Regions from separate parts of the Mus musculus genome. Here region 1 is linked to region 2. A link is a contact called in ENCODE Hi-C or POLR2A ChIA-PET data. All regions are on one chromosome and are shown on one strand. The core of a region is the stretch at or near the end of the contact, and the rest is flanking DNA. Distances in the headings are between cores, read along the strand shown.

The links. A loop is a pair of places that touch in the nucleus more often than their neighbours do. ChIA-PET counts read pairs that join two places held with the same protein, here RNA polymerase II (POLR2A).
Region 1: a map of T-helper 17 cell shows a loop between it and region 2 (2.1-fold over the local background). The contact joins the promoter of Trmt61b here to the promoter of Spdya in region 2. A Hi-C loop is called at or near these places in 3 of 37 maps with a recorded cell type or tissue (T-helper 1 cell and T-helper 17 cell). POLR2A ChIA-PET finds 5 or more read pairs at or near these places in 3 of 5 experiments (Patski and embryonic stem cell).

What each region holds. Positions count from the first base shown.
Region 1 is chr17:71,596,323-71,602,773 of GRCm38, forward strand. It overlaps Trmt61b (tRNA methyltransferase 61B), which reads right to left and starts at 2,439. Exons shown (of 6, transcript NR_027952.1): 1 at 1,614-2,439. It overlaps n-TCgca52 (a tRNA gene), which reads left to right and starts at 2,949; the gene lies at 2,949-3,020.
Region 2 is chr17:71,550,537-71,556,923 of GRCm38, forward strand. Spdya (speedy/RINGO cell cycle regulator family, member A) reads left to right here and starts at 1,525. Exons shown (of 7, transcript NM_029254.1): 1 at 1,525-1,605; 2 at 5,704-5,953. The coding sequence starts at 5,722.

The sequences.
Region 1 (6,451 bases), core at 1,189-3,688, 47 kb after region 2:
GTGATTAAGAGCACTGGCTGCTCTGATCTTCAGAGGCCCTGAATTTGATTCACAACAACCACACTGTGGCTTACAACCATCTGTACTGGGATTTGATGTCCTCTTCTGATGTGCAGACATACATACAAGCACTTATACATAAAATATATAAGGAAACAAACTTTTATTTGCCAGAGTGTGATGTCACATGCCTTTAATCCCAGGAGGCAGAGGCAGATGGATCTAATAATTCGAGGCCAGCCTGGTCTACAGAGCAAGTTCCAGGACAGCCAGGTCTACACAGAGAAACCCTATCCAAAAGAAGAAGAAGAAAAAGAAGAAGGAGGAGGAGGAGGAAGAGGAGGGGAAGGAGGAAGAAGAGGAAGAGGAGGAGGAAGAGAGGAGGAAAGGAAACTATTAACTTTTAATTTAGAACTATAATATTAGGGAGTTTAGAACCTTGCTATGTAGACTAGGCTAACCCAAAATCACAATGCATTTCCCGCCTCTGCCTGCTATGTGCTTAAGGCATTCACCACAATAGCCTGCTAGTTGTCTAAAAGCTAAAGAGCCTAGACACTAGTTTCACTAGTGGTGAAACATCTGCATGGCTTTGCTGCCTTTTGTGGGGCTGGGGTAGAGTGTAATGGAACTCCATCCTTTAGGCAGATAGGACCTCTGTAATCTTGAAATCAGAGTAGCTGTGATTATTCAACTGAGACCCCCAAAAATCCCATGGATGGCCTATTCACCTTCCCTCCTTGAAGTGGGGCAGGGGGTGTGTGTTTTAGCCACCAACTCCTGCTCACCCACCCAAACCAGCCAACTTCCCCGCCTCCCCATGGCAGTTTCACATGGTCTTAGGGTGGCACAGCTTACAAGAGGTAGGTTTACTGGGTTTGGGACTCCAGGGCTGTGACTTTAGGAAGGAGTCATCCATGGTTGGATGGGGCTTTTCCAGACTCCTTGGCATGTCTACACAGCAGTACTGAACTCAATAATCACACTGGCTTTAACCCCAATAACCAAACAAACTGGACTTGGATGGAATGGTCTGTTGGTGTCCTAACTGAGGTGAATAGCCATTTATGTGCCGCTCCCTGAGGAAAGGAATGCAGGGCTTTTGGTGCAGTCTAGGCAAGCCTTCTACTACTAAGTTACATCCCTAACCCTAATACAAATATGTATGCGATAATGGATTTCCAGTAACATTCCTTATTAAGTATCATTATTAAAATACTGCCACAGGGCCTGCGAGATGGCTCAGCCAGTAGACACGAAGGCAAGCCTGGTAACCCGAATTTATTCCAGGATCCCAGGTGGCAGAAGAGACTCTGGGAGAGTTACCCTCTGACCTCCACACTGTTTGCAAGTTCTCATTCAGGGCCCACTCCCCAAATATTAAAAACAAAAAAATATGGTATTATTACAATGGTACTACAAAATGTACCCCCAAACAGTTCAACATCCTAAGATCAATACCCATACGCTTCAGAGCTGTGGGGAACAAACAGGTACGTCTCTGTTTAGCGAGTCCATACCATTCTGCTAGTAAACTGGCATAATCTTCATTTTAGATAAGGGAGTGGCAAATATCAAATGTAAATTCTGTTTCCTTCTAAAATTATCAGTACCTGAACATGTTTAAAAATCCAACATGCTGAAAAACTCCAAAGGTCGGTGATGAGAACATTCATCGGACTGTGGTAGTGCGCCGTCCGTCCTCGCCCTTCCTGGAACCCACACACACCTAATTCCCATGACAATACTTTTGGGATAGGTTCCGGCGTTCCCTCTTCCATCAATATACAGAGTCCTCCAAAGGTGGCCTCCGCAGAGAACTCTTACCGGGAAAACATGTCAGGATCTGGCCAGGATACTTGTCCTCGATCTCCCTGAACGCAATCGCTCCCCAGTTACTATTAAAGTGTCCGACGTTGCAGAGTAGGACTAATTTCTTTAATTGTGATTCTCTCTTTCCCGCCAGAGCTTTAATAAGCATCCCCGACTGAAAAGAGTCCTCTGGAAAGGGACCAGGAGGAGGCAGCGCGAAGCTCTCCGGGCTCGGTAGCCACTCGTGTCCAGCACGCGATCCTCGGAGTCATATCCTGTAGGGTCTCAGTGGCCCTGCTCTCCGCTCTGGTCCTCCGGATCTCGAGGGGGTAACTCCTCCCTCGAAGTTCCCAGCCCGAGCCTTTCCACATACTAGAGACAACCGGGTCCCGACGATCCGGACGCGGGCAGCACGGGAAGGGAACGACCGGTGCACGCGCTCTCCAACTCGCGTGTCCCCAGGCAAGGACCCGCAACCCCGGGAAATGAGCTCGCTCACGAGGCACCGACCCAAAGTCAAGCAGGAATGAATCGGCTCTGAGCTCTGATCGCCTCTCGGGCGCCTCAACCTCACAAGGAAGAACCACGTCGTCCTTAGAGAGCCTGACGTCCGGAGCAGGTGCTGTCGCACACGTGTGACGTAGCCACCGCCGTGCCCTTTGCCCGGTTTTGGGGTAGTGCAGGCTGTGGGCTCCCCCGCGTCGCCGACAGAGTGCGTCACCGCCTTGGCGTCCAGCACATGCGGTGGCCCGAGCTTAGGGCTCGTTGGCCTCCGGGCTAAAATCCTGGCTTTCCGCGAGTGGCAAAAGCACAGAGTTTACTTACTGCTCACCAATCTCCGCTAGCCGCCCAGGGACAGGAAGACCCGGGAAGACTAGACGTGGAACCTGGACAGTCTTAACCAGGTTTAAGTCACTAGTGGTGGTGGACAGGACCGTCACCCATCATCCCCAAGAGTCCAAAGTCATCTAGCCCAGAAAAATCGTTGGTCAGGCGTCATAGGACGCACTGCTTGCTGACCCGCACACCTTGCTCATAACTGGGAGGTCTATTTCGAATGGCTAGGGACTCTCTGGTCAGCCTCAGCCCGAGGTCTAGAGTGTTCACAAAGGTAGAGTAAGGTGGCAGTAGCCACCGGGGGTATAGCTCAGTGGTAGAGCATTTGACTGCAGATCAAGAGGTCCCTGGTTCAAATCCAGGTGCCCCCTTCCTATAATTTTGGTGGCACATTCCAGCACTTGGGAGGCAGAACCAACCTAATTTACATAGTGGGTTACAGGATAGCCAGAGACTATCCGATGGCTAAGCTACAAAATAAACAGGAAAAAAAAAAAAAAAAAAATCAACACAACTGTTTTAACCACCCCGCCTACCCAAATAAACACTTCTTTTCCTGTGCGCCACCACTGCCCAGCAATAAACACTTCCTAAAATTGAAGTTAGCCGGGTGTGGTGGCGCATGCCTTTAATCCCAGCACTCGGGAGGCAGAGGCAGGCGAATTTCTGAATTCGAAGCCAGCCTGGTCTACAGAGTGAGCTTCAGGTAGCCAGGGCTACACAGAGAAACCCTGTCTCAAAAAACAAATAAAATTTGTACAACAGCACATCTGTCTCAAAAAACCAAAAACAAACAAACAAAAAAACTGAAGTTACCTTTTGCACTCAAAGTTAAATATCATTAGCCTGCCTATAAGTTTATTGAGAATCAGACAGTACCATGCACATATATTGAAAATTTGCAATTCAGTTAGAAATCAGTATTTATGACCTACTATACAAAGAAGATTAAACGACGTCAGCAAGTCCCCTGACAAGGTAGCTGAGAAATGGGATGGTGGGATTTCTAACTAGGTTGACCACGTTCAGCAGCTCTTGTTGATGGTACCATACACCTTTCTAAAGACTAAGGAATGGTGGGGTGATAGCTGGGTGTGTAAAAAGTGCTTGCTTTGCAAGAACTGGGATCTGAGTTTGATTTCCAGAACTCATGTTTAAAAGGGGGACAGCAAGATGGCTCAGCAGATAAAGGTACGTGCCAAAGAGATTGATGACTAGATATCTATGGTAGGATTCCAGTGGAAAAGCAGACTTTCCTCTGATACCCACACATATTTTGTTGCATTCATTTCCCTCCCTCCACTATTTCTTTTAAGTCAGGGCATGATGGCGCATATTTACATACACAACTCTGATCCCAGGGAAGCAGAAACAGGCAGATCTCCCAGCACAGCCTCCATTTCAGGAGACTTTCTATTTTCCATTACTAACACTGTGGCGGGATTGTTTGGCCACAGTGTCTGTCTCCTAGGCTTCATTATGCTTTGGGGTTCGGAGAATAGATCTCTCTTATCCCAGATTGTATCCCTGAAATCCTAGCATGAGCCCTGAAGGAACGGATAAAGGAAAGACGCAAAACAAAGCCATAGTACTTTTTCCCTTGCTGGCAAAGTACATTTGCTTGTGATGCCGCTTAAAATATGAAAACAGATCAATGCTCAGAGACAGGGAGAACAGAGCTCACAAAGTCACTTAACTACTGAGTTACCGTATCAGTTCCTCTGCTCAGAGATCAGAGAAGAGGATCCCAAAATGGACACAGTCTATGTAAGTGTCACTTTTTAGACAATATCTCCTTTCTGCAATTTTGTTTTTGTTTTTGTTTTTGTTTTTGTTTTTTTTTTTTGAGACAGAGTTCTCTGTGTAGTCCTGGCTGTCGTAGAACTCATTCTATAGACCAGGCTGGCCTAGAACTTAGAGATCTGACTGCTTCTGCCTCCTAAAGGCTGAGCCTAAGGGCATGAACTGCCACTGCCTCCACTTCCCCCCCAACACACACACACACACACACACACACACACACACCAATTTTTCAAATTTATTTCTTTCTTTCTTTCTTTCTTTCTTTCTTTTTTTTTTTTTTTTTTTTTTTTTTGGTTTTTCAAGACAGGGTTTCTCTGTATATCCCTGGCTGACCTGGAACTAACTCTGTAGACCAGGCTGGCCTTGAACTCAGAAATCCACCTGCCTCTGCCTCCCAAGTGCTGGGATTAAAGGCATGTGCCACCACCGCCCGGCGATTTTTCAAATTTCTATAATCCATTATTATCCCAACAAGGAAGAAAAGTGGCTTTCACCTATATCTGTGCTGGGGAGAATGTGGAGAGCAGTGAGCTTCGGGAAGTCAAAGAGGCAGAAAGATTCAGATTGGGTGCCATTTGTGGAGAGACACTACCCTGCGTGACCTCGTTCACAGAGAAGTTCTCAGAGCAGAGGATCGCCACAACTGGACTTAGAGCTGGATAAGTCCTTTAAAGATGCCATATATGTAGCTTTTTATCTCCATGCTTATTTTTAGTTTTCTTCAAAACATACTTTAGAAAAATGGAATTCTGGGTAGTTTTCTTAAATAATAAACCCAGTTGTTTTCATTTAAGTTTTCCAAAGTTGCTATAATTGCTCAACTATATTCTTTTGTTAGTGGTTGTGGATTTTTCAGTTATATGCATCATTGATTATTGATGTTTCATGATGCAGCTGAGATTTTAGCTATTCCCCTCCATTGTCTGCTCTTAACCCTCAACTCTCCACGCAGTTTTTCCTACCTGTGTTTGCCAGAACTATCTTACCACAGTTTTAGCTACACTGATTCAAAACTCAGATAACTGTGGTCATATAAGCACTACTTGCTGCTGGATTTTGTGTTTCATTGAGCCATACAACATAGCTTTTCTAAGGAGACTAGAGAGATGGCTCGTGGGTTAAGAGTACATACTCAGAGCTTAGGGTTCAGCTCAGTGACAGAATATTTGCCCAGCAAGCACAAGGCCCTGAGTTTAGACCCCAGCTCTGAGAGTAATTAGCAGAGCATGGTGACACATGTCCCAGCACTTGGGAGGTAAAGACAGGAGTATATCTGTTAGTTCAAGTCCATCCTAGTCTATATAGCAAGCTCCAAGACAGCTAGGCCTACATAGAGAGACCCTGTCTCAAAACAAACAAACAAACAATCAAAGTTCATGCTACTCTGAGTTCCATTCCCAGCTCAGGCACATCACCACATCAGGCAGCTCACGGCCTCCTGTAACTCCAGTCCAGTGGAGCTTCTGGTCTCCAAGGACACTGGCATTCATTTTTTTAAAATAGCCCTTTGAAGTGTGTGTGCATGTGTGTTCAGGATGCGCATGGGTGTGTGTCCATGTGGAAGCCAGAGTTAGGGGAAGGGAATCCAAAGGCAAGCAACAGAGTCAGAAAAAGCCCCAGCTCCAGCTTTAAGGGACCCACATGAAGACCAAGCTGCACATCTGCTACAAATGTATAGGGGGCCTAGGTTCAGCCCACCATGCATGCTCTTTGGTTAGTAGTTTAGCCTCTGTAAGCCCCCATGGGCCCAATTCAGTTGACTCTGTAGGTCTTCTTGTGGTGTCTTTGAGCCCTATGGCTCCACTCTTTCACAAGACTCCCCGAGCTCCACCTGATGCTTGGCTGTGGGCCTCTGCATCTTTTCCATCAGCTACTGGATGAAGCCTCTCAGAAGACAGTTATGCTAGGCTCCCGTCTACAAGCACAGCAGAGTATCATTAACAGTGTCAGGGGTTGGTTCTCTCTCTCATGGGATGGGTCTCAAGTTGGGGCAGTCATT
Region 2 (6,387 bases), core at 275-2,774:
GGTCCTCGGGATAACTGGGGTGGCTGGAGACTAAGAACTGAATTCTAGCCCAGCGTGGTGGCGTACACCTTTAATCCCAGCACTCGGGAGGCAGAGGCAGGCAGATTTCTGAGTTCGAGGCCAGCCTGGTCTACAAAGTGAGTTCCAGGACAGCCAGGGCTATTCAGAGTAACCCTGTCTCAAAAAACAAACAAACAAACAAACAAAGAACTGAATTCTATTTGGGTTCCTTACTTAAGGTACTTTCTGTTGTGCCATTTGCTAATGGACCTGAGATGTTTACTCATTTTCATTTTTAAAAATTGAATGCTTATGAGTGTCTTGTTTGCATGTATGCATGTGTGCTACATGTGTGCCTTATGTCAGCAAAGGCCAGAAGATGATGTTGGATACCCTAGAACTGTAGTTACAGGTGGTTGTGAGCTGCCACATGTGTGCTAGGAATTTGAGCAGCAAGTACTTTTAACCATAGAGCTGTCTCTCTATCCCTGAACCTGAGATCTTAACAACAGTCGAATTAGCTCCTACTCAAAGGGCTCATTGTATGTATGTTTAGAATATTTTTTACATTATTATGGAAACATACCTTTTCAGTGTACTTCAGCATCACGTAGCATCAGTTTCCTTAAGTTCCTGACTCAGTGTTTCTTGTTAGAGATTTTATAGGTGAATTGATAGCCTGAGAGAGGTTGAAGATCTAATGGGCTGGTAACACTTTTGTCTAAGCCATTAACATTACCATGACCTTGGTTTTATCTACTCAGTCACATTTTAAGGAAGTTCTACAAAACACTGAGTACAGGTAGCTAAAAGGGGGAAGATTCCACAACCCAACTCATGTTGTCTGTTAATCTCTGGATGTATGGACCAACCCAAAATTCCACAGAGAGTCTTAATTACCAGTTCAGTTACTAGTCTACTTGAGTTTGATAACAAGTCAGAACTGTATGGTGCTCTCATACTATATATATAAAGCAGATTCTGAATTGGAGGGGTGGGACTGGCAAGCGTTGATTATGCACCAGCTATATCCCAGGAGTCTCAGGAAGGCACGGGCATGACAAAAGGAGCATTTAGGGCTGTGAATGGAAGAACGTTGCCCTTTGCTCACTAAAGGCCACTTTATTTCACACCTTTTGAGCTAGCATGCGTGGGCTCTTTCTCCTCTTACACACTTGTGCACAAGGGAAGAAGCACCCAGGTCCAAGGCGCGAGCAGAGAGGCAGGGAGGGGGAACGGCAAGCAGCCCTGGTCCTTCAGGGCAGCCCAGTCCCCTCGTCCTGTCCGGGGCTCCTCAACCGCTCCGCACAGCCAGCGTTCGAGGGAAAGCGCGACCGCATCAAGATACAGAGAGCTGGAGCGGAATAACGGCAGAAGGCGGAGGCGACCCGGTCAGCGAGGGGCGGGGCGGGGCGATAGCGCAGGCCCCGCCCTCGGCGGTTCCCGTGCTCTGATTGGCTCCCGCGGCCGCGCGCTCCCGGCCCTCCGCTTGAGGTTCTTAGGCGGGTTTTGCGGCCTGCGGCTAGCGACCCAGCACGCAACCGCCTGAGGTAGATCGCTGAGGCGGAGGCTGTGGGGCCGCTCGCTCTTCGCCGGCCTGCGCAGGTACCTTCACCTGCCCGCCCGCCCGCCGGGGCCTGATGGCGGGGTTCTGGGTGTCGCCTGTGCCCTCCCTCTCGCTCCCACAGTCCTGCGTGAGGAGGCGGGGACGCCTCAGCCCCACATCCCCGCGGCCTCGAGCAGCCCCGCCGGCCCCAAGGGCCGGGCATCCCGGAGGCGGGGACGGGAACTGGCGGTGCGGGGCGAGAGGAGGGAGACCGGGCAGTGCGGCTCCGGCGGGTGGCGCGGGGTTGGTGCGCGGTGGGGAGCGAGGCTCGGCCTCTTCACGGGGCTGAGGGATGAGTCCTGCCGCTGTGTCCCGTGTCCCACGCCCCCGGCCCGAGTCCTCCCGGGCTGGAGTTCTGAGCTGTCGCGTCTCATCGCGACACCTTTAGCCACTTTCTCCAAAAGTACGAAAGTTTTCCTGCCTACCTGCCCCCTGTCGTCAGCGATTGACTGTCAGATGCTCACACGGAGAAACTATTTCTAATATATATATATGTGTGTGTGTGTGTGTGTGTGTGTGTGTGTATGTATACGTGTGTATACACACACACACATATGTAATATATATAGTAACCACTAGCCATACACATACATATGATCCTGTCGCCAGAGTTTCTTCAGATGCTTACAGAATTCAGCTGTATGTACCAGACAAACAGAACCCCAGACCTCACACACCCGGACATCGTCTTTATGAATTTTGCTGTGATTTTTTTTTTCCCAATGTTGGGTCGAATGCATGCCACTGAGTTGAAGGATCTTTAACTTTTATGTTGTGAGACTTTTCCTTCAGAGGTCCAAATCGATCAATATCTGCTCACCCTAGACAGGGCATTCGTGACAGAGCAAAGTAGGGATTCCACCCAAGTCCGCTTTGGTGAAGCCCGGGTTTACAAGGGTATCTGTGGGAGAGGGCTTACTGACAGATAGAGCCTGTGTGGCTCAAGCTGCGTCCCTGAAAAGTCCACCCAGCTCAGGGGAAGCCCTGGGAAAGCTGCCGTCCTTACTGCTTTAGAACCTTGGACAGGGGCCTGTCGACTCTTGGGAGTTGTTTATTTTTCTGAGTCTTGTTTCGTTACTTCGTCTTAAGCAGCTTCCCTTTAGGACAGAATGTGTCTTGTTTGGAGACAATCAGCGAGCTTCTCTTATTTCCCCGTTCACTCTTTCTCTTGAGAAATGCCTCATCGTTTTTTCACTTGTTCTTTATTTCTTCCCTCTTGCATTAGAACTCTTACTCATTGATGCATCTAAACAAAGAGCTAAATTTAAAAAAAATACAGCAAAGTAGAATTTGACACAGGCTGCAGTTTTTCTTCGTAAGCTCTTAACTGCACAAACTTTGATTCAGTCTTTATGAACTTTAGTGAATCTCTATTTGGGAATTTCAGCCATTTCCTTTCCCTGTTTTCTCAAGTCTTAGATGAAATAATCTGATACATGAAGTTTGCATTTTCTTATTTTGTTTCAATATAAAAACATTGTTTAAAAGTCACTTACCATTGAGTAAAACTTAGCTCCTGGACAATGTAGCACAGTGTTCTGCATTCTGATATATCTGTCTTACCTCTGAATCTAGCCCTGCCCTGGTCCTTTTTGAGAAACTTAATGACTGTTTGGTTTTTTGTTGTTGGGTCGTCCCCCCCCCCCCAGAAGAAAGGCAGATGAAGGAATCAAAAGACAAATAATTGTAGAACTAATTATAATTTCCATCTATTTTGGTTGTTGGTTAGTTCTGTTTGTTTCGCTTTGAGTTGTCCATGCTGGTCTTTGAGATATATGTTGTCCACGCTGGTTTCAGACTGAAGATACAGCTGTGGCTACAGATGCTGTGACTAGCCTGGTCTCAGACTAAAGATACTTTCCTCCCTCTCCCTCTCCCTCTCCTCTCCCCTCCTCTCCTCTCCCCCTCCTCTCCCTCCTCCTCCTCTCCCCTCTCCCTCTCTCTCTCCCCTCCTCCTCTCCCCTCTCCTCTTCTCTCCCCTCTCCCCCTCCCCCTCTCTCTCCTCCCTCCTTCCTTCTCTCCTCCTCTCCCTCTCCATCCCTTCTTTCTTCCTTTCTACACCACACACACACACACACCCCTACCTCTTGCATTCCTGCTGCCTTCTAAGGCCAGGAAAGGGCATTGAATCCCCTGGAACTGGAGTTGGATGCTTATGAATCACTATGTGAGTGTTGAGATTCAAACCTGGGTTCTGTGGAAGAATGGTGAGTGTTCTTAACTATTGAGCCATCTTTCTAGGCTCTCTGCCTAATTCTTTATAATCTAACCCTACACTGGTTAATACAGTAACCACTAGCCATATGTGACCATTAAACACTTGAATTTGTCCCGGTACAACAGAAAAGTTTGATTTTTACTTAATTTAAATATAAAATGAAAGGAGTGTAAAATACTATCCTATATAATTTTTTTTTGTTATTGTTGGTTTTTTTTTCAAGACAGGGTTTTTCTGTATAGTAGCCCTGGCTGTCCTGGAACTCAGTTTGTAGACCAGGCTGGCCTTGAATTTACAGAGGACCGCCTGCCTCTGCTTCCCAAGTTATGGGATCAAAGGCATGTGCCATCACTGCCCAGCACTACTTCATTTTTATATGACTGTATTTCAAACTATTTACTAATCAGCATCAAAACTGAGACATGTATAAGGCATTAAAAATCTACCAGACTTAAATGATTTAGGATTTCATTAATGATTTCAAAATGATTTCATTAATTTTATATTGATTAGATGTTAAAATTATATGTTAGCTCTATTGTATTAGATATACAAAAATTAACTTCCTTTTTTTTTAGCGCTGAGGATTGAGCCCAACTCTTGTGTGTCCTAAACAAGTAGCTATAGTTCCAGCCCTCGTGGGTTTGTTTGTTTGGTTTTTTTTTTAGTACAGCTTAAAAAATATAAAATTATGGGGGGCTGGAGAGATGATTCAGTGGTGAAGAGCACTGTCTGCTTTTCCAAGGGATCCAGGTTCAGTTCTCAGCACCCACATTGTGCTCACAGCTGTCTGCTACTTCAGGTCCAGCACATCTGAAATTCTCAGACATGTGCAAGCAAAATACCAATGCACATAAAATAAAAACAAACACAAAATATAAAATATGGATATGACTCTCAGATTGAAGGTATCCAGCTAGTTTTTATATTAGGTATAGCCTCACCTCCAGCAGGAAAGCTTTTAAGAGTCAGGAGAGAAAATCTGTACATAACTCTCTGAATGCCAAGGGTAGTGTGGCTGCCTGGGTCACTGTGAGTCATAGATCAGAGGGTCTCATTAGGATCTTGGAGTTGTTCTCACTTTATTTATTCATTTTTCGATTCCTTATTATTATGAAACAATTCAACCAAAAGGTAATATTAATTGTAATAATATCCACTAGTCACCAACAAATCCCAAATAGTAATGAACACTCATATTGTTGAATAATGACAGATAACTTTCATTTCAGACTTACATAGCACTATATATTAATATATGCTTATAGTCAGCCATTCAGATAGGATGGTAACAACTTTAAAAATTAAATTACTTTAGAGCTGGGCATGGTACATAGCTTTAAACCCAGATTCAGGAGGCAGAAGCATGCAGATCTCTTGCGAGTTTGAGGCCAACCTAGTCTATCTAATTAGTTCCAGGCCAGCCAAGGGCTACATATTGGGACCCTGTCTCAACAACACCCGCCCCCCCCCACACATATGCACATCAATTTGTAAGAACCCTACAAAGCACATGTGCCATTTATTTGCTAAAACTTTTCAGAAAATACCAATAACTGCTTATTGAATATGGAGACTTTGTGACCCAGAAAAACTTACCAGGAAAGAAGGAAGACCACAAAAAAAGAACAAACAAGTTTCCGATTTGATTTTGAGTTCCAGAATAACCAAAGCAAAATGGACGGAGAGGGGGTATTTACTCAGAAGCAGCAGAGCATTTCTGAGTACTGTAAGAGCAGTTTCTAACATGATCCAGTGTTACAACTAACATTTTAATAGCAAAATCAACATTTGATATGACTGCATCTGATAGTATGCAGTTAGTTTTTATATAGAAATGCATGATGTGATCAATAATCTTGTATTTTTATTTTTATAGGAATCTTGGGAAGCTAAAATGCGGCATAATCAGATGTATTGTGAGACACCACCTACTGTCACTATTCATGTAAAATCAGGCTCAAATAGGTCACATCAAACCAGAAAACCTATTAGTCTGAAACGTCCTATTCTTAAAGATAGTTGGGAAGCATCTGAAAACAATGCTCAGAATAACAAATCTAAGCGGCCCAGAGGGCCTTGTCTAATCATACAGCGCCAGGAAATGACTGCTTTCTTTAAATTATTTGGTAGGTGTAAAACATTTTGTTAGTCTAGCATTCTTAAATATCGAAATGTAAATCTATTTTGTCAGTTATTTACAGTGTATTTATTTGTGCGGGGTTGGGGAATGCACACATCCGGCATTTTTGTGGAGGTCAGAGGACAACTTGCTGTGAGTAGGTCCTCTCCTTCCATCATGCACGTCCTAGGGATTGGACACAGGTTGTCAAGCGTGGTGGTAAGTGCTTTTGCCCACCAAGCCATCTTACTAGCCCTCTTTTGTCATTTTATAATGAAAATATTCAAATTGATCTGTTTAGGCTATTTAAATCTAAATGTCAAGTGTGTATTTTGAGCAATTCAGGAAACAAATTTTGTTTGACCTGAAAGAGTATAGAGATTCAGATGAGGTACTAACCCAGTTTGACTATGCCCAGCGTTTTCCAAGACTTTTATAGCT